2 separate regions of the Homo sapiens genome follow, and region 1 is linked to region 2. Evidence: chromatin loops called from intact Hi-C (ENCODE). Cell type or tissue: natural killer cell. All regions are shown on one strand. Each heading gives the region's core, and the rest is flanking DNA. Links, peaks and the distances in the headings are about the cores only.

The links. A loop is a pair of places that touch in the nucleus more often than their neighbours do. Peaks named below come from ENCODE experiments on the same cell type or tissue, not always from the same donor. Only the 100,000 strongest peaks of a DNase experiment are listed, where the experiment ranks them.
Region 1: it touches region 2 in a loop (21-fold over the local background); 23 of 110 quality-filtered maps call a loop at or near these places.

What each region holds. Positions count from the first base shown.
Region 1 is chrX:120,473,020-120,478,402 of GRCh38, forward strand. No RefSeq gene overlaps it. Among named protein-coding and RNA genes, the nearest start is that of LAMP2, 6.4 kb to the left of the region's middle. In natural killer cell, for the core only: a CTCF peak has its summit at 2,626; a DNase peak (open chromatin) is centred at 2,602.
Region 2 is chrX:120,378,781-120,384,146 of GRCh38, forward strand. It overlaps ATP1B4 (ATPase Na+/K+ transporting family member beta 4), which reads left to right. Exons shown (of 8, transcript NM_001142447.3): 8 at 693-4,457. The coding sequence ends at 854. Among named protein-coding and RNA genes, the nearest start is that of ATP1B4, 19 kb to the left of the region's middle. In natural killer cell, for the core only: no CTCF peak of the experiment used is centred there; a DNase peak (open chromatin) is centred at 2,141.

The sequences.
Region 1 (5,383 bases), core at 183-5,182, 94 kb after region 2:
TTGAAAGTTGTAGATACATGCTGGGTATTTTGTCAGCATAAATAGGCTAAAAATTCTCAAGTCTTTGTTTGCACTGAGCTTCCATACTCAGAAATGTTTAATGTTTTCTCCAAAAAACACTGTGAGAAAGATCCCTTTTCTTATACAGTCTCCCATTACCCTGCCCCAGATTGAAGGAGCTTTTCCTTGGCTTTCGGTGGTAGATGCAGATGTATACGTGAGACTGGGGTTAGTGTTTGAGGAAATCTGTGAGATCCCCTCCGATCTAAGCTTCACAAAGGTTGACTTGATTGTTGGTACCGCTGTATCTAGGGTGCTTTTATGTGCGCTCCTGAATATACCTCATACCACCCCAGTGCACAAACTCCTCAGCAGTCCCCCCACACTGTCCCCTACCATCATAGGTAGATTAAGACTCTTTTCAGCACCTTTGAGAGTGCATGACTTTTTGGCCAAAGAGCAGGAAATCATTGGCAAACATTTCCCTACATGTCAACATACTGAATGGTGTAAGAAATGATGACCCTATCAGATTTGGTAAATGATAGACAATGAAATGTGGGGATGAGCAGAGGAAATGAACTTAAAGGTGCAGAAGTTTAGAATGGAAGAATAATAAATAGTTATTAAATAAATGGGCTGGGCACGGTGGCTCATGCCTGTAATCCCAGCACTTTGGGAGGCCAAGAGGGATGGATCACTTGAGATCAGGAGTTCAAGACCAGCCTGGCCAACATGGCGAAACCCCATCTCTAGCAAAAAGTACAAAAATTAGCTGGGTGTGGTGGCACATGCCTTTAAACCCAGCTACTCGGGAGGCTGAGGTTCAAAAATTGCTTGAACCAGGGAGGCGAAGTTTGCAGTGAGCCAAGATCGCGCCACTGCCCTCCAGCCTCGGTGACAAAGTGGGACCCTGTCTCAAAAAATAATAATAATAAATAATAAAAATAAATAAATGAGTGCCCCTGAGGTATTGGTGTCATCTATTTGCCACCAAAAATCTTTACTTTTTAAATTTGCATTATCTTTTTATCTGCCCCATTTTTCCTTTCCCTACTCATCCTTTTTTTAGTTTCTCCTACCCTCCCTCTTTTTCCTTTCTCCTTCTGGCATGTCCCTTTTTTCTGGATAATACCTTTAATATCTACTGTCTGGATGACAGTATGGTCATCGCTCAACCCCACAGCGAGGTCACAGTGGGCTCAAGGGGCTGCCAACTCTTCAGCCAGAGTTCTCTGGATAAATGGAAACATGCCATTTTGAGTTGTTTGTTCTCCTGGCCAGTAGTATTCTCAACCTCCCCTGCCAAAAGATCTGATCCAATCTGCTAAAACAAAATGGTTTATGCATCACAACCACTGGAGGGCTTATTAAAACACAGATTACTAGGCCCCACTGTGAAGTTCAACAGCTCCGGGATAGGACACAAGAATCTGCATTTCTAGCAACTTCCCTAGTGATCTGATGCTGCTGGTCTGGAGACCACATTCTGAGTAATGAGATCTCAAACTCTCAGCAGGGGCTCTCTGTCCTCTGGGGAATGGGGTTAAGAGATGAAGGAGGGCTGGGCATGGTGGCTTATGCCTGTAATCCTAGCACTTTGGGAGGCCAAGGAGGGTGGATCACCTGAGGTCAGGAGTTCAAGACCAGCCTGGCCAACATGGCGAAACCCTGTCTCTACTAAAAAAAAAAAAAAAATACAAAAATTAGCCTGGCGTGGTGGCAGGTGCCTGTAATCCCAGCTACTCAGGAGGCTGAGGCAGGAGAATTGCTTGAACCCGGGAGGCAGAGGTTGCAGTGAGCCGAGATTGTGCCATTGCACTCCAGCCTGGGAGACAGAGCAAGACTGCGTCTCAAAAAAAAAACAAAAACAAAAACAAAAGATGAAGGAGAAGAGATTTTTATTAATTTCTGCAGTAAAGTTGTACAACGAATGGATTTTTTTTGTAATAATGAGTTTTAAATTAATGTAAATTATTAAAAATCAAATCATTTAAAATGTTATGAGCCAGGTGCGGTGGCTTATGCCTGTAATCCCAGCACTTTAGGAGGCTGAGTCCGGCAGATCACCTGAGGTCAGGAGTTTGAGACCAGCCTGACCAACATGGTGCAACCCCGTCTCTACTAATAATACAATAATAATAATAATAATAAATAATAATACAAAAATTAGCCAAGCGTGGTGGCACATGCCTGTCTGTAATCCCAGCTACTTGGGAGGCTGAGGCAGGAGAATCATTGAACCGCCCCGCCTCCCAAAAAAAAGTTATCCAAAAAGCCACCATTTCCCCTCTTTTGGACCCCAGTCCCATTGCCCAAAGTAACAACTGCTATTGGTCTTTTTTTTTTTACACTGCAGAGAAAAATCATATATGTACCAGCATATATATTTACATGCTTTTTTAAAAAAATAGACAAATATGATATTGTTTAGTGACTTACTTTTCTCACTTAGTGGCATATTTTGAAGATTATTCTTACAAATCTGTAGCTTTACCTCATTCTTTTAAAAGCCTGCATAATCTTTGTGTAGCTGTACTATAATTTACAAACATAAAAAATATTCTTAAACACCTTTTCCTCAAATCTCTAGATCTGTCTGCAGCATCACCATGTGGTTAGTATAGGGATTGCATCATAGAACAACACCACTTTATTTTATAGAGAATTTTATTTTATTTTATTTTATTTTATTTTACTTTATTTTTATTTTCTTTTTTTTTTTATTGATCATTCTTGGGTGTTTCTCGCAGAGGGGGATTTGGCAGGGTCACAGGACAATAGTGGAGGGAAGGTCAGCAGATAAACAAGTGAACAAAGGTCTCTGGTTTTCCTAGGCAGAGGACCCTGCAGCCTTCCGCAGTGTTTGGGTCCCTGGGTACTTGAGATAGAGAATTTTAATAAACCATTTAGACTTATGTCACTGTTTTGAAAACTGGAAACGTGCCACAAGATAAGCATTGCTCATCTGGCCAGCAGTTGTGATGCTGAACTAGATTTTTAGAACCCACTCAGCCATCAGATTATTATTTATTATTTATTTTTTATTTTTCGAGATGGAGTTTCACTCTTGTCACCCAGGCTGGAGTGCAGCGACGCGATCTCAGCTCACTGCAACCTCTGCCTCCCAGGTTCAAGCGATTCTTCTGCCTCAGCCTCCCGAGTAGCTGGGATTACAGGCGTGTGCCACCATGCCTGGCTAATTTTTTCTGTATTTTTAGTAGAGACAGGGTTTTGCCATGTTGGCCAGGCTGGTCTTGAACTCCTGACCTCAGGTAATCTGCCTGTCTTGGCCTCCCAAAGTGGTGGGATTACAGGTGTGGACAGCGCCCGGCCAGCCATCAGATTATTATGCGACCTTAGGAAAGTCACTTCATCCCCTTCGTGCATCTGATCTCCCTCTCCACATACAAATTATGACACACATCTCTCCCCCTCCCCCCAATTTGGAGGAAATAGGACATAGCTGACAGCAGGAAGTTGCTTCTTAGAAATTAAAACACTAGTTGGGGCCGGGCGCGGTGGCTCACACCCGTAATCCCAGCACTTTGGGAGGCCGAGGCGGGTATATCACCTGAGGTTAGGAGTTCAAGACCAGTCTGGCCAACATGGTGAAACCCCGTCTCTACTAAAAGTACAAAAATTAGCCAGACGGGGTAGCGCATGCCTGTAATTCCAGCTACTTGGGAGGCTGAAGCAGGAGAATGGCTTGAACCCAGGAGGTAGAGGCTGTAGTGAGCTGAGATTGTACCACTGCACTCCAGCCTGAGCGACAGAGTGAGACTCTGTCTCCAAAAAAAAAGAAAAGAAAAATTAAGTAACTTGCCCATGGTCACATGTCTAGTAAATGGTGCAGCCAAACCAGATTTCAAATTCTGGCAGTCCAGCCCCAGTATCCCTGCTCCTAACCATGACACTATTGTGCAAAGGTCTCTAGCACCAAGTGCTATTTCTAATCCCTGAAAAGCCTATCTGCCCATTGAACACATCGACTCAGATTGCTCACTGACACCTCCAATTTAATATATCCTAAACCAAACTCAGCATTTCTCTTTTTCTCCAAGCCAGGTGTCCCTCCCAATTTTTTTTGTTCCCACCATTCTCCCAGTCACCCAGATTAGAAATCTTGACATTACCTTTAATCCAGCTCCTCCATACCCCAAACTAGCCACACATCAACTTCTGTTGATTTTCCTTTTATTATTTTTCTTCACTCCATCCTTAGCACTCTATTCCCACCTTAGGCCAGGCCTTTATTATCTAGCTGGTCTCCTTGATTCCAATCCATTTACACACCAATGTCACAGTGATCTTCCTCAGATAATGCTTTTACCACATCCTGCTCCTATTTAAAATCTTTTGATAGCTCTCTCTCCCTCTCTCTCCTATTATATTAACTCTAGATTCTTCTGCTTGGCTTTTAAGGGCTTCAGTCTGGTTCCTCCCTACCGAGCCGATCTTTTCACATTACACATTCTCTGCTCTAATTTGGCTGGCCTCCTTACTGCTGCATAAGTTTTCATTCACATTACATCTGTGGCAGACATGGCTTGTTGCCTACCAGTTATTCCCCCTCCTTCCTTAGTAACAGAACCTTGATTATGTTACAGGTGACAGTGTGTTCCCCAAGAGGTGAATCATAATTGTTTTAAGCCGGTCATGCATGCAAATTTTTGCTAGTGATGGATATAGGGGTGACTAGGTGACTTAGTTCTGGCTAATGAGACATAAGGAGAACTCTGAGGGAGTTTCTGGGAAAGATTTTTCCTCTCTGAAAAAGAGATGATCATAGAAAAGAGCTCCATCAATCTCTTGCTTAAGTTACTAGAGTTAGGATGTGGTGCTTGATGGTGTGGCAGCCATCTTGGAACCATGAGAGGAGACATTGCCATTGCAATGAGGATGTCAAAACAAAAAGATAAAATTACTGATGATATTGTTGAGTTGCTACACAAACTCTGGGACTGCCCAGCTCCCGGTATCTTGTGAAGTGGTGCTGTGGACTGAATGTGATTTCCCAAAATTCATATGTTGAAGTCCTAATCTTCAATGTAATGGTATTTGGAGGTGGGACATTTGGGAGGTAATTAGGTTTAGACAAGTTCCTGAGGGTGAGCTCCCATGATGGGATTAGTGTCCTTATAAGAAGAGGAAGAGACCATAGCCCTCTTTCTTTTCAACATGTGAGGATAAAGCCAAGAAAGCAGCCATCTACAAACCAAGAAGAGTGCCCTCACCAGACACTAGATGTGCTGGCACTTTGATCTTGGACTTCCAGCCTCCAGAGTGTGAGAAATCAGTGTTTGTTGTTTAAACCACCCATTCTATGGTATTTTGTTATAGGAGCCTGAGCAGACTAAGAGAAGTGGACTAGCAAATATCT
Region 2 (5,366 bases), core at 1-5,000:
GTATTCCCTTTAGTCATTGCTGTCAGAAAGGGCTCAGTGACAAAAGAAGAGCTGGCTGGGATCTATGAGAATTAGGGAGCAGGAGATAGTAGAGGGGTAAATAGCTGCTGGCCATAACCAGGAGCTCCCTTTACCAATTCTTATCACAACCACACTCCTTTCCATATCTGAAAGAATCTCATATATGGCCTAATTTAACCTTTTAAGTTTACGAATGGGAAAATTGGGGTTCAGAGACAGAAAGTGACTTGCCCAAGACCATACAGCTAAGTTAGTGGCAGGGTCAGGAGCAGATAAATTACTACCAATGTGCTTAAACATGCCCTAATAATCACGCTTCTGTTTCTCCCATTTGAAGCGCTGGGGTGAGTCCCCAACACAGGGACTCGATAGACACTAGTTTTGGTTTAATTCATGGTCTGATTTCCAGAAAAATCATATCATGCTGAATCAGAATTGGTTTTTCCCAGAGGACAATCAGATATCTGACAGTGACTTGTTAGAGAAATGTATGATTTTCCCACACTTTCCCACTGCAAGGAGAGTATGTCTGTTGCTTTGGCCATTTGCAAATTGGCATCATGGGATTTACTCAGTTCTCTTTGTGAGGGTTGTCATCCTGCAGTGATTATCTGATCACTTCCCTCCTACCACCTCCCCACACTTAGAATTCATTTTTCTTCTACCTGCAGGTTAACTACACATCCCCCTTGGTGGCAATGCACTTTACAGACGTGGTGAAGAACCAAGCAGTGCCTGTGCAGTGCCAACTGAAGGGCAAAGGCGTCATAAATGATGTCATCAATGATCGTTTTGTGGGCAGGGTAATCTTTACCCTGAACATAGAAACTTAAGAACTTCAGGGGGCCATTCTTACCAGTTCTGTTTCTGTTTTATCTCATGGTATCTCTGGTAGCACCTGAATTCTTTTTCTTCAATTAGGACACAGCCAGATGGACATCTAAGACAGCCGATCATCTTTCCTTGCCTATGACATGTGTATAAAATGACATTGTGGGAGCTGTTCGATTTTTTAAAGGTAGTGTCTCCTGATGACAAACAGAGTATATTAATTTCCTTTCCCTCCACTTAAAACTAAAGCCTGTTCTTGCTGCTGGTAATCTCCCTGTAGCGTAAACATAGTATCTGATAAAATTTACAATAGCCACGCAATAGCCATCAAGGAGAATTTCTATTATGATTATAAATTCATCATGTTTTCTAAAATTCTGTTGGTTTTAGAGGTCAGATTCCTCCCAACCAGGCTAATAACCTAACACATGTTTAAAAAAAATCTGCCTAAGCCGGGTGTGGTGGCATGCATCTGTAGTCCCACCTATTCAGGAGATTAAGGCAGGAGGATCACTTGAGCCCAGGAGGTCAAGGCTGCAGTGAGCTGCACTGCATTCCAGCCTGGGTGACAGAGTGAGATCCTGTCTCTGAAGAAAAAAAAAACCTGCCTGGCAAGGTCCTTCCCTGGGAATCACCACTCGGTCCAACCTAGACAACCAAGACCGCTATACCTAAAGACCTCTATATCCTGGTGCCTAAGAAACTTCTGCCTCCCACAGACAACTAAGTGCTTATTCAAAGACTAGGTTATTTTCAACTGGGAAAAAAGCAGTGCTAACAGGATATTGTTCTGGGATAGAGATGAAGACCGTCCTTGTGACTTTTTAAAGAGGTGGGGCTCACTGCAACTGGGGAGAACACTTAGCATATGGATATGATTGGTGTTTGATTCCTTGCTCTCTGGTGTAATCGTCTAAAGGCAAACATTCCTGCAAACAGGTTTTTCTCAGCTTCAGGCAGAGGAGACAACATGGAAGAAGATTCCCACCAGCTAATTCTTCTTGGGCTATTTGTTTGACAGTAGCATGATGTTTTTTGAGACCATCAGGGGTGGTTACATAGACCAGCAGCTACAGCTCTGGAAATTGAAATCATAATCTGTCAATGAATACATGACAAGACAGAACGTTCCTTGCCAGGCCAGGCAAAAGCCAAGGCCCATTAGCCAGTTTAGCATTTACTTTAAAAATGACATGAGGCAGATTCTTATCCAGGATGTGGATCAGCCAGGTCACTTTGTCTTATCTTTGGTCACCTGATCACTCAACTGCTTCTTAACACCTCCACCAGGGGGAAGGCTGGCACAAGGAGAAAAAAAAAGCAAGCATCAGCGAATAGTATAGTGTCTCAGGGTCCGAAGCAAGTTTAAATGCCACCTAGGAGGATCCAAAGTCTGAATCTCCTCTACAATGTTTCCTTTCTCCCAAAACAGGGAACTGACTGTCTGGTAGTGAAGACAAGCAAGTGGAGAAGTTATACGATATAGTTTAATGAGAGTTAAAAAACTAGTATGTGGAAAGCTATGGGAATATGAGGAAAAATATCTTGAGCTAAGAAAGTAGCAGAGGAAATTTCACATGCAAAGCCACAGTCATGAAGAGACCATGGTGTGTCTGGGTAACTGTGAGCAGTTTATGTAACTGGAATGAAAAGGGCTCAGAGGAATGGCAGGGATGGCAAGAGATCCAGCTAGAGAGGTATTCAGGGATGGAAAGAGGACTTTGAGTTTTATCCAATAGGTGAAAATGAGTAATTAAAGCATTTTAATCAGGGAGGCTCTGTGATCACATTTGTGTTTTATTTTATTTTACTTTATTATTTATTTGTTTATTTTTGAGATGGAGTTTCGCTGTTGTCACCCAGGCTGGAGTGCAGTGGTGTGATCTCGGCTCACTGCAACCTCCACCTCCCGGATTCAAGTGATTCTCCAGCCTCAGCCTCCTGAGTAGCTGGGATTACAGGCACACACCACCATGCCCAGCTAACTTTTGTATTTTTGGCGGAGACAGGGTTTCACCATGTTGGCCAGGCTGGTCTCGAACTCCTGACCTCAAGTGATCCGCCTGCCTCAGCCTCCCACAGTGCTGGGATTACAGGCGTGAGCCACCGCACCCGGCTTGCAATTTAGAAAGGGCACTTGGCAACCACTATGTGAAGGGTGATTGGAGAAGGACAAGACTGTGGAATGGGGAATAAGGAAGGAGGAGTTTGGAGAATGACTCCAAAGGTTTGAGCTTGGCTAGAACCGGTAAGATGGTGACATTGTTGATCAAGACTGGGAATATAAGAGAGAAGCAGGTTTGGAGAGATCAATTTTGAACATTTTAGACATGATTTTCTATTGGTCAGACATTGATGTGGAGATGTAAACACATGTAGGGTTGGTGAGAAGGAAAGATGAGAACAAAAGCAACATTGGGTTAAGGGAACTCGCTTAAGAAATTTTAAGCTATTTAATCTTGGGAACTGAAGCCAGTCATGTAAACATACTATACCAATCTAGTCCCTAACAGTGTTTTTTCTCTTGTGGCAGAAAGAATTGCTGTTCCTCTTTGGAATCTCCTTCCCAGACACCTTCAAAGTCTTATTGACACAGTAAAGGGAGGCCAACCACTACTAACAAGTTCTAGAAGATATAGGATCTTCTATAGTAGGTTAATGGAAAATACAAAAACAAACAAACATACAATGAAACTGCCTCCTCTCAACCCATTTTCTTAACAAATTCAATTTTCAAAACTAACCTTTAAAAAGAAAAGGAACAAAATGAAAAAGACAATAACTTTTAAACCACTTGAAAATTACCTCAATCAAACTCTCAAGATTCAGTAGTAAAAGATAATAGAATGTTAGATCTGGAAAGGATATTAGAGAGTGTTTAGAAAAAACAACTTGCATTGCATCTGACTCCAGGTCCAGTGCTCTTTCTACTCTGAGCTGCTGCTTACCAGAAAGTACCATCTTCTTAAAAATCAATGAATGATATCCCAAACATTTTGAAACGTATGTAAATTTTGAGTTAAAATAGTTAACATTTCACAGGAATTCAACTACTGGTGCTATACTTTATACATAATACATTATCCTGTTAAATGCATTGACTATTAGACAAGGAATTATGAATCATTTGTCAAATAATATTTATCTTTCAATGGAATCCATTGTGTCCACAATTGCAAAGCAATATTGAAGGGTACTAAGATAGTTTGGGTTGTCAGCTAGGACATGAAAAATGTAGGTTTACTATACAGAACTGGATATGATAATATATTCATTAAAGTTATGTTCTAACTGTTCAATAGACTTCTAGTAGATTAATTTAAATAGTTCCCCATACCGTGCTGCATCAGGATTTGATTTGTATGCCATCTGTTGCAATGCACTTGGTTTTACTTGCTTGTCAATGAGAAATACTACTTCCAAATGTCTTCATGGTTTTGTCCATACTGGACTTTGGGTTATGATTTTTCACCTTCTACTCCCCTGAAATCATTATCCTAAAGTAACTTTTTTTAGGCACCTATTTTCTGGGGATCAACATGTAAAAAAACATTTATATTGTCTTGAGGAGTTGTCAACAACAATAAATTGAAATAAAAAAGAAATGTATGATTTTCTCTTTCTAGACCATATCACTGATTTTCCCACTGGAATATTGGGCAGCCATGTGGGTGGAAAACTTGACAATTGACAACCTGTTAGTTAAATATTGTTTTTCTTCTCTCTCCCCTCTTTTTGACTCTTAGGGTTTAGTCACAGGAGGATAAAACTAAAAGTTGTTTCATTTCTGGGCATTTTTTCCTTTGTAGTCTCTGTGCTCTGGTTTCTCGTTAGACTGCTTTGTGAGAGCAGCCTTTCTTTATCAAGGTTGAGTCCTGGTATAAACTGTTATGTTTGTTTGTGTAGGAGAGGAACACTAAGAGAAACTTTCAGGCTGAGGGACAGAACCAAAATTAGAAGAGAAACTTTGAAAATGTTTGATGAAAGTCTGGCTAAATGGCTTTAAGGACATCTAGCCACAAACTGTTTCCCAGAGCAAATATGTAATGGCAATTGCAATTAAAGACATAAATATTTCCAATCCTTTATTCAACTCAGAGGCTAGGCTGTAGCAGGAATCTTTCCTCGGAATCTTTCCTTCTTTCCTTGGAAGCTGCCTCAGCCTAAAGTCTGCTAGGCAACAGATCCCTGATCCCAACATATTTCTCCCTGTCTAAATTCTTCATTAGAGTCATTTTCTTTACTGCCTCCCTCTTAAAATATTCATACATAATAAAGTAATTTAACCAAACCATACAGAAGTATGATTTACACTGTGCTTTTCTCCAGGCAGAAAATGGAGGTTTGGGTATTTATATGCATATGTTGGGAGGAAGGAGAGTGGATACGATGTATGGAGGCAAAGGGCAAGGAAAAATAAATGGAAACACTACTTCACAAAGTTCTTCAGTTGCAATCTAGAAGGGAAGAAGGGTTGACAGCGGGATCCAAAAGTTTTAAGCAGAATATAGTAA